Regions from separate parts of the Homo sapiens genome. Here region 1 is linked to region 2. Evidence: read pairs that join two places in POLR2A ChIA-PET (ENCODE). Cell type or tissue: OCI-LY7. All regions are shown on one strand. Each heading gives the region's core, and the rest is flanking DNA. Links, peaks and the distances in the headings are about the cores only. Region 1 overlaps SPTBN1 (spectrin beta, non-erythrocytic 1). Region 2 overlaps SPTBN1 (spectrin beta, non-erythrocytic 1).

Region 1 (9,862 bases), core at 562-8,561, 79 kb after region 2:
TCAGCTTCATCTCTCCCACACTAGGTTTCCATGTTGCCCCAGTCCTGCTCAAAGCAGCCCTGAGAAACATTGCCCATTATCTCTCCATACCACCCCCCAAAATTTTCCCCACCCCAACACTTTACCACTATTTTATTTTTCTTATTAATATAAGAAGACAGGAATGTCAGGCCTCTGAGCCCAAGCTAAGCCATCATATCCCCAGTGACCTGCACGTATACATCCAGATGGCCTGAAGCAACTGAAGATACACAAAAGAAGTGAAAATAGCCTTAACTGATAACATTCCACCATTGTGATTTGTTCCTGCCCCACCCTAACCGATCAATGTACTTTGTAATCTCCACCACCCTTAAGAAGGTTCTATATAATCTCCCCACCCTTGAGAATGTACTTTGTGAGATCCACCCCCTGCCCCCAAAACATTGCTCTTAACTCCACCGCCTATTCCAAAACCTGTAAGAACTAATGATAATCCCACCACCCTTTGCTGACTCCTTTTTTGGACTCAGCCTGCCTGCACCCAGGTGAAATAAACAGTCTTGTTGCTCAAAAAAAAAAAAAAGAGAGAGAACCAGATCAACCTAAACTTTACTTTCTCTGGAGAGACTCTTCTGAAACCCCTAGTCCCAGCCCAGGGCCTCTCCTGTTCTATGTTCCTACTGGTTTGTTGTTTTTTCATAGCACGCACTACGATGGTGTTTAAATAATTACCTGTGTATTTATTAAATGACTATCTTGCCTGAAAGTATACTGTACTCTCCAAGAACTATTGGGTATTTCTCTCTTTTTCATCAATGTATCCCTAAATATAGTGTCTAGCTCCCAGACAACAATACACAAATGTTTAATGAACAAACTTTATACTTAAAATTTTCTCAGCTTCGAAGAGTATTAGAAGCACTTTCCCTACCAATTCCTCTACTATCAAGAAGAAAAAATTACTCAGTTCATCAAGTGGTAAATTTTTTCAAATGTAAACTATAAGTAGAAAAAAAAAAACCAAACAGATAAGCTCTTGTAGATTGAGTCATCTATATTTTTTAAATTATATTTACATGAGAATTTTTAAGTTCTCTCACTGACCAAAAAGCTTCAAAAGCAACTTCAAATTTCTAAGACAAATTTTCACTGCTGTCTGAGCAGCCATGCTCAAGGGTGCCGGCTCTGGGACAGGTCCATGGCCTGGTCAGCCCTTTCCTCACAACCTCCGAAAGCACATGTAGCACGGGGAAGGTCCCAGGGCCAAGAGAGGATTCAAATTATTCAAGCACACATACAGTCTTGCATTCAGATTTTATTTATTTATTTATTTATTTATTTATTTATTTATTTAGAGACGGAGTCTCACTCTGTTGCCCAGGCTGGAGTGCAGTGGCGCGATCTTGGCTCACTGCAAGCTCCACCTCCCGGGTTGACGCCATTCTCCTGCCTCAACCTCCCAAGTAGCTGGGACTACAGGCACCCGTCACCTCGCCCAGCTAATTTTTTGTTTTTTTAGTAGAGATGGGGTTTCACCGTGTTAGCCAGGATGGTCTCGATCTCCTGACCTCGAGATCCGCCCGCCTCAGCCTCCCAAAGTGCTGGGATTACAGGCGTGAGCCACCGCGCCTGGCCCAGATTTTTAAAAATAAAGTTCCCAAGGTTGGAAGAGAGAAAAACTGACAGCAATTCAAGGAAAACGTGGCAAGCTCAATGTGAAGCAACAGCAGAAGATACAACTAAAGGAAGCTTCACTGTTAGACGCCAAGTTAAATCACCCCAGGTACTGACCAAGCCAAGAGTGTCCAGAAGGGGCAGCCAGGCTGTAAGACACCTAGGAGACCCAGCCCAGGAGCTAGGACCCCTGGGGAAAAGTCCAGGAGACACACCTGGCAGGTATGTGCAGGCAGCTTCAGGAGCCTTCCTGGGAGAGCTGGCACAGATTTCCCAGCAGGCAGGGAGCAACAACTTCACAGTGGCTAGGGGTTAGGAGGTACTTTCTAACAGCTAGAGCGCTCCAAAAATGCAGAGAGCAGAGAGGTATTCGATTTGTTGTTGTTATTGTTGTTGTTTTCACAGCACACACTGAAACAATGTTTAAATAATGACCTGTTAAATGACCATCTTGCCTGAAAGTATACTGTACTCTCCATATATTCAACAGGATAGCTACAGAAAGAACTGAGTACTGTGTGGGAAGCCGGGATGCATGCATTCCAAGATCTCATCCAACTAACAAGCATCAATAATTTGTTTAACCACCAAGTATTCACACCATTCTTGTGATCGAATACAATGTGGTAATACTATAATATGCAAAACTTGGTTCCCAAGGTGTGTAAGACACTCTCTCTTCAATGAGGCTCAGAAGATATTTCAAAATAATGGCTTTTCCAGCTCTATGTTTAACTGAATCACCATTACTTTAATTGTAACCATTCTTTGTTTGGGGTGTTGTCATATCAAGAAAATATTTGCACTCTATAAACAAAGTATTCTTCTACAAACATTTATACACGTTTTCATTGGATTTCACAACCCCACTGAAAATAATGAGCAAAAAGTTCTCAAAACAGCTTCTGCATTCTGATGAAAACATTCATTTTAAGTACGCCACTGGAAATATTTATCACTAAACCAATTACTTTATTTGGGAATTTTACGCTTTTTAAAATATTATAAGGTACTAAGTAAAACATTTGCTTATTAAAAAAAAAACCTTTTAATTAGAAAATACAGTCATCCCTCACTACCCATGGGCAATTGGTTCCAGGACCTCTTATGAATACCAAAATCCATGGACGCTCAGGTCCCTTATATAAAATGGTGTAGTATTTGTATAAAACCGACACACATCCTCTCAAATACTTTAAATCACCTAAAGATTACTTATAATTCCTAATACAACGCCTACACATCACCTTACTCACATGGATTCAATGCAGTTCTCAGTAAGCAGCAAATCGTGCTTCTGCTTTTTCGAACTTTGTGGATTTTTTTTCCCAAATATTTTCTATCCATGGTTGGTTGAATTCACAGATGCAGAAGCCATGGATACAGGGGGCCAGCTGTACTGCTTAGGCTGGTATGACTTCTCAGTCACCCAAGGAATATCCTTAAGTCTAGGATTTTATTCTCCGAAAAAGGAGGAAATATTCCTACTAGCTAAATAGATATGAAAATCCAAAAGGTTTTTATTTAAGAAAGTCATAGAACATCAGAATGTAAAACAGCTGTGCCTTGCAGGACCTTTGTTTACACAAACCTCTCTGCCTCTTCAGGTTGGAAGGAGGGGAGGTGGGGGCACCTCAGAAAGTAGTTTTCCTAACAAATTACTCCCTTACTTTTCTCCTAATCAGACATTTGCTTTAACGGAGATTTGAACAAGTCAGTCCCACCCAGTGCACTTAAAAATCAATGCACACATATTCAGCATTAGTCATATTGTAACAAATTCCTAATATAGTGTGGGGGATACTCAGAAGAGTAGTTGGTGATAAACCAAACCAAGCAATCAAAATACTACACCTGAAGGCTGCAGAATATGGTTTGTTATGGCTGTTTTAATGCAGTTCCTGGAAATATCCTTAACATCTTCCATATATAGATTATGACAGCACCAAAATATTCCCCCCAAAAGTGAACCCATACATTTAGAAGCATCAAGAAAATATGGGAAAGCCATTCATTGTAACCACACTCAGCTACTGAGGGATGAATAGTTATGTATTCAGCAGTTTCTCAGCCAGAAGTGGGTTGGTTTTGCTTTTTGGCAATGGGTATATGTTTTTAATATTGCTGTGTTACTCGAAAAGAGTTGGTATGTTCAAAGACTAGAAAGGAAAGGCCTGTTTGTGAAACCAGTGATGAGAGCATGGATCAAAATAATGACCTACAAGGATGGTCGCTTTCATGCTCATGGAGACTTCTCATTTCTAACCCTTGGACACTTTCAAATTCTGCTAAGGCCCTCAGATTTTCAAGAGTGTAGGTGCTGGGTGAGACAGCCAGTGTCAAAGAGATTTCTCTGAAGAGCATCTTGTTCCCACACTGGGCCTGCAGGAGAACAGACAGGTAGGGGGCACTGTTCCCTCAGCTTGCTCTGACTGCAAAGCCACTAACCAGATGAGCAATGAGACCCCCACACTACGCCTAGTCCTCCATGAACAGGAAGGCAGCAACTGGCTGACATAGTGTGCTGAAAGATGGGCCAAGTTCCCATGAGAATTGTGTTCATATCTCCATGCGGAGCATGCAAAAAAGCTGAGCATAATATATCAGCATGGAGACACCAGTGACCAGTGTCGTGGGGCAGGTGAGAATGGATGACCAAAAATAAGCTCAGCAGATTAACCTCCACACAACAAAAGGATTTTCTTTTTAAACACAGGGATCACCAAACTGAAGGCTAAGAATGTACCCAGTTGTAAAATCCAATGTGATTACTATGTCAGGGAAGCCCCCAAGCCACACAGGTAGTTCTCCTTTCCTCATGACCACAGAGGGAACATGGCAGTAGCCTCGAGTGCATTCTTCTCTGAGGTACCCTAGCTGATCTGTTAGCTCTCTGAGTCCGTGCAGAGCTCATTCCTGACACAATGAGGGCAAAGCCAACAAACACTGGCCCTCTTCAACCAGACTGCTCACCACTCACACAATCTCCAGGAACCTCCATCTAGAAGCTCCAGAAGGTTCCTGCTCAACAGGCTTTACAAAAGAGGAATAATGAAGCCCTTCACCTTGCTTTCACTGTCCATTCTAAAAGGAGAAACAACAACAAAAAAACCCCCAGGAAAGCCAGAGTTTGCCCTTGGTTTTGCACTTGGATTTTCCATGAACACATCTCTGTCTGACTTCAAGGGAAGTCCATTAACCTTTCCTGATGTACAAGAACCTTGCAGGAAAAGTAGGCAGGGAGCTGTCACCCATGCACACACAGCCCCACTTCAAAGTGTATTCTCTGAAGTGAATATTTATTTCTCTTCTCTAAATGGCAGAAGGTATCTTCCTCTGTTGCCGGAAATAGACAATTATGTCAGGAGCAGCCATCCCTGATGTAAACCAACCCTTCACAGAGGGCTGGGTTGGGGGGCGTGCAGGTAAAGTGCAACCACTCTGACAGCCTGCCATCCCCACAGCACTAAATTGATGCCAGCTGCCCACTACAGGCTACGTTCCTGAGGTCCTGTGACAGGCTCCTGAGAAGACTAACAAACCTTCCCATCAGCTTCCAGATGAGAGCAAGGGTGAGGCCTTTGGGGCTAGAAAGCAGAAACTCGCCAGCTCCCCGATCAGAACCACAGTCTCACTATTGGCAGGGGTAGGGTGTCATTTCAAAGGCCAGTGTGTTTGGGGAAAGGAATGAGTGAATTATTTGACTGACATCCTGAAAAGAAAAATACACATACTCTCTCTCTCAGAGTTTAGCATTTGGAGAGTGATGCTGTCAGGACAGGTCTGGAAATGAACCAAAGCTCCTTAATCTAGTCTTGCTTTAGCGCAAATATTCCAGAAGATGCTAATGATCACCTCCCAACACAAATTTTCAGGGAGCTGCAAATACTTACCAAAACGTGATCGAGCTTTTCTCACGAAGTCTCTATACACACTAGTTGCTCCATATTCTAGCTCCCACTTCTCACAACTCCCCAGTCCCCCACCTTTGCACTGTCCTCTCCCCAGAGAGGCTCCATCCCCAGGCAGGGGTGGTAACTCTCCGGTGCAGTGCCCAGTGCCAGCAAAGGGCATCCAGGTACCACCTCCCATCAACCTGACCCGCCATGTCAAGGAGCACTGAGCAGAAAGGTGAGCAAGTAACGAGACAAAGCCTCCAAAACACGAAGAGGTGGAACTGACCAATTCAGAATCCACCAAGTCCATCTCCTCTTTCTGGATGCCACAAACCTACACCTGGCTGTCCAGCCAGGTTAGCATTTAATTGCTTTAAATTACCCTTAATGGATATACACAGCATTAGAAATGATCAGTTATCCCTAACACTGTACCTAAATAATGTGTAGTGTTCCCTAAAAGGGAGAAGGAAGGTTTCTACAATATGCAGAAGTGACCAGCTATTCAAGAAGCTCCTTTGTAATATATAGCAACTGGTCTGGTATTTGTCAGTCTTAGTTAGCTAATTACAAACCTATTTCTTTCTAAAGGAATAAAAAAGAAAAAAAAAGAGCCAAAGAGCCAAAAAGCCCCAGAGGCAGTTTATCATGCCTCTGGTAGCTCATGTGGGATAAGGAAGGGCAATTTCTACTCGGGTAAAGGGGACAGGAAGATGAGGACTCTTTGCTTCCTCCTCACTGGGGACCCCAGAGTCCTGCTCTCTGCAGCTGCCTAGCCTGACTGTTGACAGGACAGTCCACGAGCCCCGAGAGAAGATCACGAGAGATCTGTAATCAGAGAATCTGACATCCCTTCCAGAAATCAGCCATTCCTTATTTGGGTCAGTCCCAGCAGAGGACTTTGGACAAGTCATCTAGCTGCTCAGGGCCTCAATTTCCTCGTCTATAAAGAGAGGACTGGAAAGGAACACTGTTCTTGGCTGCACATCACTGTCACCTGTGGAGATACTGTGATTTAATTATGCTGGCTCAGGTATGAGTGAGCATCAAGATCTTTAAAATGCGCAGCCAGCCAGGCACAGTGACTCACACCTATAATCCCAACACTTTGGGAAGCCAAGGCAGGCAGATCCCTTGAGGCTAGGAGTTTGAGACCACCTTGGGCAACATGGCAAAATCCCATCTATACAAAAATTAGCTAGGCGTGGTGGCATGCATCTGTAGTCCCAGCTACTACAGGAGGCTGAGGTGGGTGGATCCCTTGAGCCTGGGAGGCAGAGGTTACAGTGAGCCATGATTGCGCCACTGCACTCCAGCCTGGGCAACAGAGCCAGACCCTGTCTCAAAACAAAACAAAACAAAAAATAAAATATCCAGCCAAGGATTGAGAGCTACTAATCAGCTAGAGCTCTTTCTAGCTTAAACAAAAAACTTTAGAAACCTCAAATACCAATAAAACCATCAGCAGACACACCCCACCCCTCCTTAACACAGTGGATCGAGATGAAAAAAAAACAGAACAAATCTCTCAAAGAAAGGGACATCTCCAGCAGCCTGGTCCTGGGAACACCTGAGGCCCACTGAGTCTTCAGCCTATCCAAGTGATCTAGAAGTTTCCATTCATCTCTAAAATTTTGTTGTATTTGAGATTTAGATTTTCTGTTTTCTGTTGCCTGAAACATGAGTCTTACAATAAAATGTCTCAAACATAAATTTTGTGATTATTTAAAATAAGCCATCACCTAACAAACGTGACTACTTGCCATTTTTCTTTCAAAGAATGAAAAACCGCCTAAAACATTTGTTCATTCTCTCACTTTTAGTAGATTACAGATCACAGAAAAACACAAAACAAATCCTAAGAAATGAACAATTAACATTACAAACGTAAAAAGAATTATAATTCCAAGATGCCAAAAATACTGATTACATTTCAATTACCATTTGCGCCTTCATCTGGAAAACACATCCTCCATTGGAAAGTACCCAGCATAACAGCTGCAATGCTTTTTCAACTTTAACAAACACTGGAAAAGTTAGCCAAAACTCTGTGTTGGCTGACATCCAGGGTTTTATTATTATGTACTATTAGTTCATAGTGAGAAACATGGGCTAAAGGAAGGGGGAAAGCAAAGTAATAACAGGGGCTTCATAATCATGTGCAGATGTGAAGGTTTCTGAAGCTTTATCTACCAGAAAATGCCTTCCATATTACTTCTATTACCTGTATCCTTTATTAATTAGATAATTACAAATGTTGTGTTTTTAGGACATTATTTAGAGACTTAACTGTGAAACGGTTTTTCTTATGTCAGTGGCTGGGCTGTGCTGACATTTTAATATTTTTCACATGTAAAGCAACCTGGTGGATTCTCTCCCCTTGGCTCCACGTTTTAGCAAGTGCTGAAAGCAAATCAACACGCAAACAACCAGTCACCTTCCTCCATTATGTCCATTTCTTGTCAAATCAGTTATGGTTCAAAAGCCTCTCACTTTTAGTACTACATGAATGTTGGGGCTGAAATATTTATTTTTTAAGGCTTACACAAACTGCATCGGGTGGTATGGTCTAAGCACAGACTTTTCAATCTCATGAACCAGCAAAGTTTAAACAAACAAAAAAAATGGAGGAAGCAACATTAGTTTCCAACTTTTCCTTAAATAAGGAGAAAAAAATTAAAACAAATACAAAAAAACTACTAATATTGCCACTATTGAGTCAAAATAGGCCAAGAATTATCACTGTCATCTGAGAACAGATCGATCCCTTCCAGAAGTGGGCAAATGTTAACCCTACCTGAAGGCTTCTGCATGGCTGGTGAGGGCCTCAGGACACACCTGTGCTCCACAGGTGCAAAGGGAAAAGCATGAGCCAACAGGAGGTGAAGGGTGAAGTCCCAGCCAGCTGACTAGGAGCAAATGCAAAGTCTCCTGGGTTTCTCCGTCTACATCTACACCTTTACCCTACTTTTAAAGTCCCTTCGTATTATAAAGTTCCTTAACCACTAGGTGAAAACACTGCGGGACCGTTACCCTTTTATTAGGATGAATCAAGTCTCTATGCACCAACACATGTATCTCCAGCACCCAACACAGCATTTGGCATAAAGTACGGGCTCCAGACATATTTATCAAATAAATGACTTTTCTGCTTTCCCCAATATTTAAGGGGTGTTTAAGAAAAATGCATTGACAATGGATGCATGGGAGCTTCTTGAAAAAAAATATAGTATGGATCTAGGTTCAATTTTTCACTTTAGGGATGTATATATAGTTGCGTTATTTAGGAAACACTGATATAGCTTTTACTATGTGCCCAGGTCTAAGCCCTTTACAAATATTAACTCATTTAATCCTCAAAATAACCTTTTTTGAGGTAGGCACTATTATCTTTTTATCACTTTACAAATGAGAAAACTGTGGCATAAAGCGCTCAGGGAATGTTGTCCAAGGTCACAGAGGTAAACGATAGTGAAGCTGGAATTTGAACCCAAGTAGTCTAGCTTCTAAGTCTATCCTGTGCTGTCTAACACAGTCATCACAAGCCATGTGTAGCTATTTAAATTTAATTTAAATTAAATAAAATTTAAAATTCACACCAGCCACATGTGCTCAGAAGCCACACACATGGCCGGCAGCAAGTCTACCGAACATTCCCGTCTTGTGAATGCACTGGTCATGCTCCACCCAGTGGAAGCACTTAGTCTATGCTCTTAGCTGCTACTCTCTTGCTGCCTTTCAGTCTGGGTTTGGCTCCACAGACTGAAGTTCCAACTCCATGCTGTATGTATCCCCAACCTAAGAAATATAACAAAGTTTTTTTCAGATTGGGACTCTCTACTGTGATTCTTTAAGCAAAAGAATACAGAAACAAGTTGACAGGAACTTGATTCTTGATGGACTTCCTCAACAAGAATGCCAACTGGAGGGCTTGTTTTTTTCCTTTGTTATTCTCTACTCTTCTCCTGGCAGGATGTTTGTAGAGATGGTCTCCGGCTGTGAGGTTACTGGCGCACACTTGCACCTGTCCTGCTGTGCAGAGCTGGAACCCTGTTTTTATGGATTTTGTAAGCAGAGTTCAGCCAGAGGGTAGCCCTTCCCAAAATTCAGTTCCCAAAATATTTGCAGATATTTTTCAAAACATAGGAAGTATACCACACAATGTTCTTTCTGTAACAAAAGGTACTGAGGTTTTTGGTGGCATCAAGGCAGTCTTTAAATTCTATGGCTTGGAGGACTGAGGGTGAGCTGTCCCTGGGGAGTTACGATTTCTGCAATTCCCAAAAAAGTTAGTTTTGCCTTTGAGGAAA
Region 2 (9,862 bases), core at 1,171-9,170:
AAAAAGTAGCCTTAATGTTCTACGGGGCGTGTAAGCTAGTCAGAGGTAGTTTATTAAAAAATCAAATAACATGCTCCCCGGCCCTTGCTTATTATGGTTTTCAATCTACTCCAGGTTTCCGGAATCCTTAAGGCCAAAATAATTAAGGGCAAAGAGGGAAAAATAGAACTCTTTCAAACACACCAGTCACATTATTTTCAGACATTCAAGATAGAAGAGGATTCTGCTCTACCTCAATGTTTTTGCACAGATGCCCACAGAAGCTGACGTCGCCAACAAGATAACAGTACCAATTCCAGCCGTTCTTGACAGTTTCCGACAGCTCTCCTATTTAATGAGGATGTCAAAGTTAACAGTAATTCATTGAATCCAAAAAGCTAAGGTCTGAGGGATATTTTTTCTTTTAAACCAGAAAGACACAAAGACCAGAAAGAGGGGGAGTCAAAAGACTTAAAGCCACCACACAGAGCTGTCTACTATGCATGCACAGTATAGCACTGACTAATCCCTGAATGAATTATGGAAGCTCCCATCTAAGATAAGCTAAGATACAGAAGTCCTCCAAATCAGACTATACAGAATGTATAAATTTATCTGCAAAGGATTAGCATTTTGGAATAAAGAAAGCCACAGCAATGCCAAGTTATCACTTGAAACTATAGAATTATGACAAGATTCCACTTAATGAGAAGAGGAATTATATTTAAAAATAAATGAACATAAATACAAAAGGATTTAAAAATTGGCTTCTGTTCTGAAGAACATTACACATGAGTCACCTAAACCCTTTTTGGCCAGTGACCATAACCCATTGTAGAAAAGTTCAGGGTTGAAACGACAGATTGATAAATTAAATACGACTGTCTCAATTCGAGTGCCAAACTCCACAATCACAGTTGTCTACGCAAGTAAGCCACGGACTACCAATGTGTGTTTGGGGAGGAGTGGGGTAAAGTCGTCTCCAAACCACACTTGGATTTCAGAAGTCACGAACAACTGTGACAAGATCAAAAAACAAAATGTATAATTTTATACTGACAAGCCCCTCCCTGATTTAGAAAATTCTGAAACTAAAGAATTTTAAAGTTTAGCACTATTTTCTAAGTGATATCATATCCCAATGTGTAACTCAAAATTTCACTTCTCACAGAGTATTCTTCATTCAGGAAGTAATTTATTGAATGATAGGCTGACCCAATCCACGGTTATATTTTCAACTCAGCCAACTATTCCACTGCCTGAAAAATTATTCCAGGCAGAACACTAATACCCAACATTCAGCCATAAAGGTCGCCTGTCATTTTTTCATCTTGGATTAGTCCACAGCAACCATTTATCGAGTAACTAATATAAGGACACTGGGAAGGACATCTAAAAGCATTAAGAGTTCTCTCTTTAAAAATGTAAGGAGTAATTTCTGACTCCATGAGAGCTCACAGCATTAGACAATTGATACTCAGCTACCATTCAATTATTTTAAAGATATCTTAACATGTAAAAGAGAAAGTTATTACACATAGGGTCAAACACTGAAAAACACTTCTGCTAATTTCCTTTGTGGCTTTCCTCAACCTCACACATAAAATGGTTATACAAGATTTCTTTCAAAGCCAAATACTACAGAGTTTTGGTGGACAAATCCTGTAAGTACCCAATGTACATTGCCTTGTTTTAATAGAGGAGGACAGAAAAACTGGAGGAAAAAATGACCTCAGATTCAACCCCAAGATGACTAGCCAACAGGCAGGGTAGCACCATAAGATCCCTCACACTCATCAGAAGAGGGCAGGGCAGTTGACAGTTCATAGAACACAAGAGTATTCTGTGTTGTTACTTTAAATCAAAACCTATTTTGCATTATAGGAACACTAACCAAAGCTTTAAACACACTTTTATACAAGACAATGTATGGTCTTGGTCATATTGAATCTTCTAAGCTTAAAACTGGTCATCTGTCTAAATTTAATTTTCTTCAAATGAAAAAGGAAAGTTTTGAACAAGAGGGCATAAATGGGGAGATCTGATTTTTCTGTTGTTCTATTAATTTTGGAAATGTAAACCTCTTGCAGTGTTGCTAAACTTAAATGTAAATCTCTTCCCATAAAACGGAATACAGATCTTTATAACATCCATGAATGCATCCACTTGCAAGCCTCCCACCCCACCTCTCCCTTGTCCCTACACGCAAGCCTTTATCTCCCACTCCAAAAAGTCAGGTGCTTCCAACAGGTGTGGGGACCTGGCTGTTTGTAGTTTTGTCAGTTTGGGTGTAAGGAGGGAGACAGTAAGCCAATATTGTCTTAGGTGTAGTCTTATTGTTCAGCTACCTTGACATAGCCTAGGAAGCTTCTTGCTCTTGCTGATTTGTTCTTCAGGGGCATTTTATTGTTTAATAATGACCTTGGCTGCTTCTCAACAGCCTCCATAAAGATAATAATCTTGGATCTGGGTGGGAAGGGCTGGAAACTTATAGATGTTCTGCTGGGGTGGCAGATAGCAGAGGATCCACTTTCAGGACTAGGTGGAAGTAGGGGAAAATAAACTATAACCCTATTCTATACAACATTTGAAAGACAAATCCTTTCACCTACTGAAGGTGTGGAGAAACTAGGACACTCACATGTGGTTGGTGAGAAGGTAAGTAGTGATATCAAAATTTATAGTATGTATTTCCTCCATCTACTAATCACATCTATAGATATTTGTTTTCTAGAAATATTTGTGCAAGAAAACGAAGATGTACAGAATGTGCACTACAGATTTAAAAAATAATTGTCAAAAAGAATAGCAACAGCAAAACAGAAAAGACTAGAAACTAAATATACATTAATAGGTTGAATAATTAAAATACGGGACATCCTTATAAAATAATATGTATGCATTAAAAAGAGTAAGGAAAACCTACAGCATACAGGCTTCGGAAAGTGGCCATATAATATTACTGAATGCAAGAGTCCCTTATAGAACAGTGTATAATATTCAGTATGATCCTACGAATGTATATGTTTAAATGTAAGTAACTGCATAAAAAGATATCGAAGGATATCTTCCAAACTATTAACCGTCTTCTCTCAAGGGAGTAGAAGCAGACAGGAGGCATTTCCACTTCTGTATTTCTATGAATACACTGCTGGTTTTCTGTTTTTGTTTTTTTAGGAGCACATATTAATTTTGAAAAATTTAAAGAGCGTTCCCATTAAAGGGGAAAATATGAAATGATTTTTTATTTGATAAGAGAATTGAGGTTCACCCGATGGGTCTGGGACTGATGAGTAGGAATAAAAAGAGCACTCACTGGAGGAAAACATACTCTTCTGGGGCATCACAAAAGGTCCTATGTGTACTGCTGCCTTCAATGAATATGCTAAAATAAAATGCCACCCTGAATTTTCATGTCTTTCTTCTGGGGCATACTAAATTGGTAGTTAACTTTATATAACATTTGTAAGCATAATACGGCAAACAAACATTAATACTTCCTTGTAATAGATGGAGACACTAAGGATATTAATTTTTAAAAAGTGACATTCACTGAAGAAACACTGGGGTCTACAGGATGCCAGGGGAGTAGTTTTCAAACCATGTTCCTAGCAAGGGATGCAGAAAGAGCAAAGCCCAGGGTCAGCCTCCAGGTATCTTCTCACCTACACTTTGGTCAGAAAAGCTCCCATTTCATACCCTTGATTTACTGGGGTTCCACCTCAGGTTTCATCTACAGGAAATGCAAATCCATTCTTAAAAAGGTTTTAAATTGCTCTACTAAGCAGTAGGAAATAAGGATAGACGCAGAAGCAGAAAGAGTTTACAGTTTACTGACACCAGCCTTATTAACAGGTAATTATACCGCATGGGAACAGATGGCAACAGAGAGGATCAAGCAAAGCACTGTGGGACCAACTGACCAGAGGTGAGTCAAGGGGTCAAAGCTTCAGAGCTGACAACTGAGTCCAGGGGACATCACCAAGCAGCGGCAGGAATAAGATCAGAGGCAAATGGGGGTTCATCCACCAGTGCTTCAGCTACGCAAGTGGGAAGGGCTCCAGCATGGTCCTAGATGACGGAGGAATTAAATTATCTTCTTCCATGTCCACCCCTATAGTCAGGGTTTACTGAGTGTTTACTAGGGCCAGGTACTCTTCTAAGCACTTCATTAAAACTCAATTCTCACAACTACTCTGTGAAGTAGGTACTCTTACCACCAAACATATTTTGTATAAGAGCAAATTCAAGCCTAGAAAAATTCAGTTATTTGCCCACAGTCACGAAGCAAGCACAGTCCCAGCAGTTTGACTTGATAGCCCCCACCACTCTACAGAGAGTTCTACATTAGCAAGGACCTTTGGCTCCAACTGATATGAAATGGGGTTCAAGCCTTAATGCTCAGTAAGATTCCCCCCAACCTAAATGGACCACACTGAATTAAATCTCTTAAGGTATCCTGCCACCTTAATTCCTGATAATTCCGAAATGGGAGTTTTACGTAATTCAGTGCAGAAGCCCTCATCAGAAAGAATCCTCCATATTTCTTTTTTTTTTTTTTTTTGAGACGGAGTCTTGCTCTGTCACCCAGGCTGGAGTGCAGTGGCATGATCTCGGCTCACTGCAAGCTCCGCCTCCTGGATTCACGCCATTCTCCTGCCTCAGCCTCCAGAGTAGCTGGGACTACAGGCGCCCGCCACTATGCCTGGCTAATCCTCCATATTTCTAAATGGAGGGTGCTTCTCTCCCCTGCCTGACACCTGGGAGGAGTGTAATTCATCTTGCACCTTCAAGGAGTCCCTGCTCTCAGGCACCACCAGACCAGAACCAAGATCGACACCTTCCTTTTTAAGTGTCACCTTTAACATCCCTTATGCTCTGGCATCACAACCCCCCAATAAAATGCTTTCTTAGACCCTGGAAGCTGAGTCAAGAAAACTAGTTTTGTAATGTTTTGCATTAATGTATTTGAGCAAAGTGATGAAATAATTTATCACTGCCATGTTTTTAAAAAGCATCAGTGTCAGCTGAAGGCTTTGAGCAAGTTCAAGTTACACATAACCAGACTTCCAGATGTATTTTTTTCTCTACCTTGGTTTCCAGAGCTAGCGTATTCTCGGTGCTGATAATTTACAGGTACCCCATGCACCAAACCACAGAGCAGCATGTCTGCAGCTACAGAAGAATGAAGTGCCTGTTGTCTCGCAAAGTTCTTCAGTAGGATTTGGAGGCAAGTAGAGCCATTAATTAATAAAAAGCATAGCTTGTGGTAATTAGCAGCAGCAACAAAAATGTTTAGCGGAGCTTCCTCTTTTTATCTTGAGGCAGTTCCTACAGACAGATGCTTAGGATTAATGAAGTTTAATGAGACCTGCAGCAGCTGGCTAATTAGTCAGTGAGGAGGAAGTAGTAATGACAAGAGAAAAAGGCTTTTACTCTTGTTTATTAGCTCAGGTTTGGGACAGTTTTCTTAAACTGTGGGCTGTACCTTCAACCTCAAAGTGGTCCCAGAGCAAATAAAAGTTTCAAAAAAAAAAAAAAAAAAAAAAAGGGCAAAGAAACCAAAGCATGAAGGCTAAATGCTGAGCTTCCCAAGGGTCGGCTTGCCTGCCTAGGAGGAGTGAGCAAAGCAGCCCAGAGGCAGTGGAAGTTCAATGTCAGCCATGATTCCCTGGAAAGCAGCAGCAAATGCTGTCAGCATCAAAAGGATACCCATGTCCTGGGTAAGTGGGACAGTCAACATCTTGTGTCTCACGGACGACCCTATGGAGAATCCTCAATTTAGAGCATCCCCTCCTCCTCAATTCTAAGCAAATGAAAAGGGTTTTTACTAATGAGAAGTACTTGATGATTATGCACAACCCCTTTGTTGTCCATTCTACACTTGTATTATCATTAAATTTGTTATGTATTAGCTTTCAATATAGCCATTCCACAATGCACGTGTATTTCAAAACATGTTGTATGAGATTATATATAAAAATATATAAAGTGTGTGTGTATATATTTATATATTTTTTCTTTTTTTTTAAGACTAAGTCTTGCTCTTTTGCCCAGGCTGGAGTGCAGTGGCGTGATCGTGGCTCACTGCAACCTCCACCACCCGGACTCAAGCGACTCTCGTGCCTCAGCCACCCAAGTAGCTGGGATTACACGTGTGTGCCACTATGCATGGCTAATTTTTGTATTTTTAGTAGAGACAGGGTTTCAACATGTTGCCCAGGCTGGTTTCAAACTCCTGACCTCAAGTGATCAGTCCGCCTCAGCCTCCCAAAATGCTGGAATTACAGGGATGAGCTAGTGCACCCGGCCTATAATTTTTATTTATAATTTTTATTAAAAAATAAAGTTTTTACAAATTTTTGGTTATGTGTGTCTCTCATATTGGCTCCCCCAGGCCTGTACTTTTGGAAGTATACAGTAGAAACCCTAACCCTTTCAGAATTAACTAGTTACCAGCAGTAAGTTTCCCATTCTATCAATAAACAATGCAAGAGAGAAGATTTTGGAGATTTTTTTTTTTTTTTGGTTAAAGTGTGAGAATATGAATACACTTGGATTATAATCCATCCTCCAACACACACACAAATAAGCAGCTAATGGCAATACTAGTGGTCTTCCCAATTCACAAGACCTGTGCTTCAAATTGTTTTCCTGATAATGTGGAGAAATGTGCTCTTTATGTATTCTCAAGAAACAGGATGTGAAAAGCTGGTATGGGTATACAAGATAAAAATGCCTACCCAGAGTGGGCAGAAGCCTCTAAATATTACTGGTTTGCTAAAAGTTTCAGATGCTTTTTAGTTCTACATATGTTAGTTCTACCTTTAACCTCTCTACCACTCAACGAACCATCAAGAAACAAAATCTACTCCCTATGTAACAGTAAAGTCACCCCAGACTAACCTTCAAAAGGGGTTTTACTTTAAAGAAACAGCTTCACAGCCACTGCTGTCATAGAGAATATTCTCAGGTTCCGTGTGGCCGGAAGCTTGAATTTTTTCAGTGCTGGCTTCCTTCTCCAGTGGGGCCAGAGGCTGTCAGAGCCAGCCCGGAAATCTCTCTCATATATGGCTTTAACGTAAATGAAAATATTCCCCTGTTAATTATTTACATAAAGAAGGTCATACAGGTCTGTCCTAGCAACACCAGAGAGCCGTTCTCACCAGCAGCTTTTACCCTCAGAAAGGAGAGAAGAAACACCCATTCAAGTTCAGCACAGAGGTTTGGGTTTATAACCTGTTTCCAAAGTCAATACAGTTAACTGCTGTGGGCTATTTGCTTTCAGAGTTTTAGGATCTCTCTCTCTCACTATACTTTCTGGCAAAGCCTGACAAACAATAGAGTCATTTTAGTCTTAATGCATTGGCTAAAACTGGTTCCTACATTCTCATCAATTCTCCTAAGACTTACATTTTACCTAAATCCAAAGGTCAACAGGAGTTCTCGGGACTTACAAAGGTACTTTTCAGAACTCCATGCAGCAATATATCTTCCCAGTTCAAAAGCAGGGCCAAACAGCAATGCTGGGCTCCCTTAATATGCCAATGTGCTTCAGCTCAGTGAGGATCTGGTCTGTCCACAGTTCAGGTATTAAGAGAGCTATATAGCACGTGCGCTAATGCTACCAATACAGAGACGAACTACCCCTCATTGGGGGCCACGGTCCCTATGGGTGAGTGTGAAAGATGGGGAGTTTAGGTGTTTTCAGAAACTTCTGGTTTGTGGTACTGTATGATTTCCCCAAATAATGGTCACACATGAGCAGAGAATCAGTCCCAAAAAATGGTAGTTGATAACCTGGCACTGTATTCGATCTCTGGGTGACATTCTCATACCTGAGGGATGCCTCAGGTCAAACGGAAGCTGTTATACTTCATTCTATGTGCCGTCAAAGCTCCTTCTATGAGCTAAGAACACTGCAACTGAAAGTAAAGGTAAAAGAGGTCATGAGCTAGAGAAACTCCTAGGAAGCTTTATTCTGAAAAGAACAAAATGGGAATATATAATATATATTAGGTTGGTGCAGAAGTAATTGTAGTTTTGTCATTACTTTTAATTGCAAAAGCCACAATTACTTTTGCACCAGCCTAATACATTCATACCAGAGGGCTTCTCTATAGCACCCTCAAAAGAAAATTTCTTGGGAAAAATGGTGACATGGCACCTTTCAGTCTAGCAGTGTTAGGCATTCCTAAGAAAGATACTCAGATTTCTCCTGGACAGAGAGGGCATAGAAGAGAACAAACCCAGCATTCACCAACCCAACAATCCTATTAGGAATCTTATGATTCTGGACTCTTGAAGTGGCAGAAGTAGCATCATACACACACACATCAGAATTATCATCACACACACACACACACACACACACACACCCCATCAGAAGACACTTGCCTAGGCCAAATTAAATCATTTCTGGAAGTGGGCAGGGTATAAATAATAAATATAAATAACTTGCCTCACTGATGCCAAATATAGATCATAATGAATGGGAACAAAATCAAGTTTGTGGTTTTAGGATACAAGTAAGGCTGAACACGTAAGGATGAACTCTTAGAAACAGTTTTTATATCTGCTATGGGGAAACTCAAAAGGTGGCCTGAAAACACAATGCAAATCGCAGCTGGAAGTCTTCACTTATACTTGGCAGCAGCAGCAGCAGCAGCAGCTAACCGGAAACAGGGATTATCCATTTTATTCACACAGGGACATCACAGAACAAAAGGCTAACACTTAGCCCAAAAACACCAACAAACACTCAACCAGTCGAAAATATTTAAAGTCAAGAAAAATCAGCAATCTCCAATAATCTGAACTTCAGATGTGGTTTCCTGGCCTAACTCCATGTTTCTGGGTAATGCCATCACCTTTGAACATTGCTCCAAGGTTATTCTCTGTGTAGCAAATGCTCAACGATGCAGCAGTGAACACTGTACTTTTAAATCCAAGATTCTACTTCAGTGCCAGTACAGTTTATTCCAGGTTCTCACGGGTACATTACAAATAATTTCATATACTGGGAAAATACAGATCAAGAGAGTCTGTACTGTCAGCTGAGTCCTTTATAGTCTGGAATCTCCAAAGTACCATCAAAGAAAAGGGAATAAAGTCCTCCAAGATAAGGCAAGGCTTGAATTTTACATGGCATTCACCATGCTGCTCCTTGTTACCATCACCAATGAAGAGTGAGAGTCTCAGCAAATCCTTTAAGATTGAAAAAAGGATCAGGAATTTCTACCTCTCAACAACTGCTTTCACTAAATCAAGGTTGCCCAGGGTCCTAACAAAATCCTAATGTGGGATCTACAAAAGCACCAGGTGAAAAATGCTCAACAGGCAGCACAGCAAGATGGTTAAAAATTGAGTCCCAAAGCGCACTGCGTGGGTTGGAATCCTGGCTCCATTTACTAGTTAAGTGTCCTTGGGCACAGCTTCCTTTGTGCCTCAGTTTCCTCATCTTCAAAATGGAAATAACACATCACACAAGGACGCTATGAGGAGCATATGAATCAATACTGCAAAGTACTTAGGACAATGCCTGCACAAGGGGAGTATCAAGAAGTTTTGGTGGCTATTACCATTATCAGTACCACCACCAATACAGGGCTAGACTTTAGGTAGGGACCTACTTTCCTTCTCTCTTTGCATGAGAATCCATATACCTTTTCTTTTGCTTTCCCTCTCCTTTGTAGCTTGTTAGGTTTCCCACAGGACTGATTTTGTGAGCTCAAAGCATGAGAAGCCAAAAATGCTTAATGTTTTGGCAGTGGGCATCTACCCAGAAGAGCCTTGGGGGAGCACATTCGGTAAAATGAAAGTGACCAGAGTAAACGGCCATGCATTTATTTGCAGGGGCCTTCAAATCTGTATCAGACAATCT

Evidence for each region. Peaks named below come from ENCODE experiments on the same cell type or tissue, not always from the same donor. Only the 100,000 strongest peaks of a DNase experiment are listed, where the experiment ranks them.
Region 1: POLR2A ChIA-PET joins it to region 2 with 12 read pairs; 2 of 35 experiments call an interaction of 5 or more read pairs at or near these places.

The regions. Positions count from the first base shown.
Region 1 is chr2:54,497,598-54,507,459 of GRCh38, reverse strand. The region is part of intron 1 of SPTBN1 (spectrin beta, non-erythrocytic 1); the gene reads right to left. It also overlaps the pseudogene C9orf85P1. Among named protein-coding and RNA genes, the nearest start is that of SPTBN1, 46 kb to the right of the region's middle. RefSeq lists a silencer at 9,108-9,292 and an enhancer at 9,753-9,862. In OCI-LY7, for the core only: CTCF peaks have their summits at 3,866 and 4,068; a DNase peak (open chromatin) is centred at 4,069.
Region 2 is chr2:54,577,245-54,587,106 of GRCh38, reverse strand. All of the region lies in intron 2 of SPTBN1 (spectrin beta, non-erythrocytic 1), which reads right to left. It overlaps LOC124906008 (a long non-coding RNA gene), which reads left to right. Exons shown (of 3, transcript XR_007086322.1): 1 at 1-2,637; 2 at 3,835-3,907; 3 at 5,116-5,529. Among named protein-coding and RNA genes, the nearest start is that of SPTBN1-AS1, 23 kb to the right of the region's middle. RefSeq lists enhancers at 6,818-6,867, 7,867-7,916. In OCI-LY7, for the core only: no CTCF peak of the experiment used is centred there; DNase peaks (open chromatin) are centred at 4,794, 5,326, 6,109 and 7,006; H3K4me3 peaks cover 4,254 bases; H3K27ac peaks cover 4,335 bases.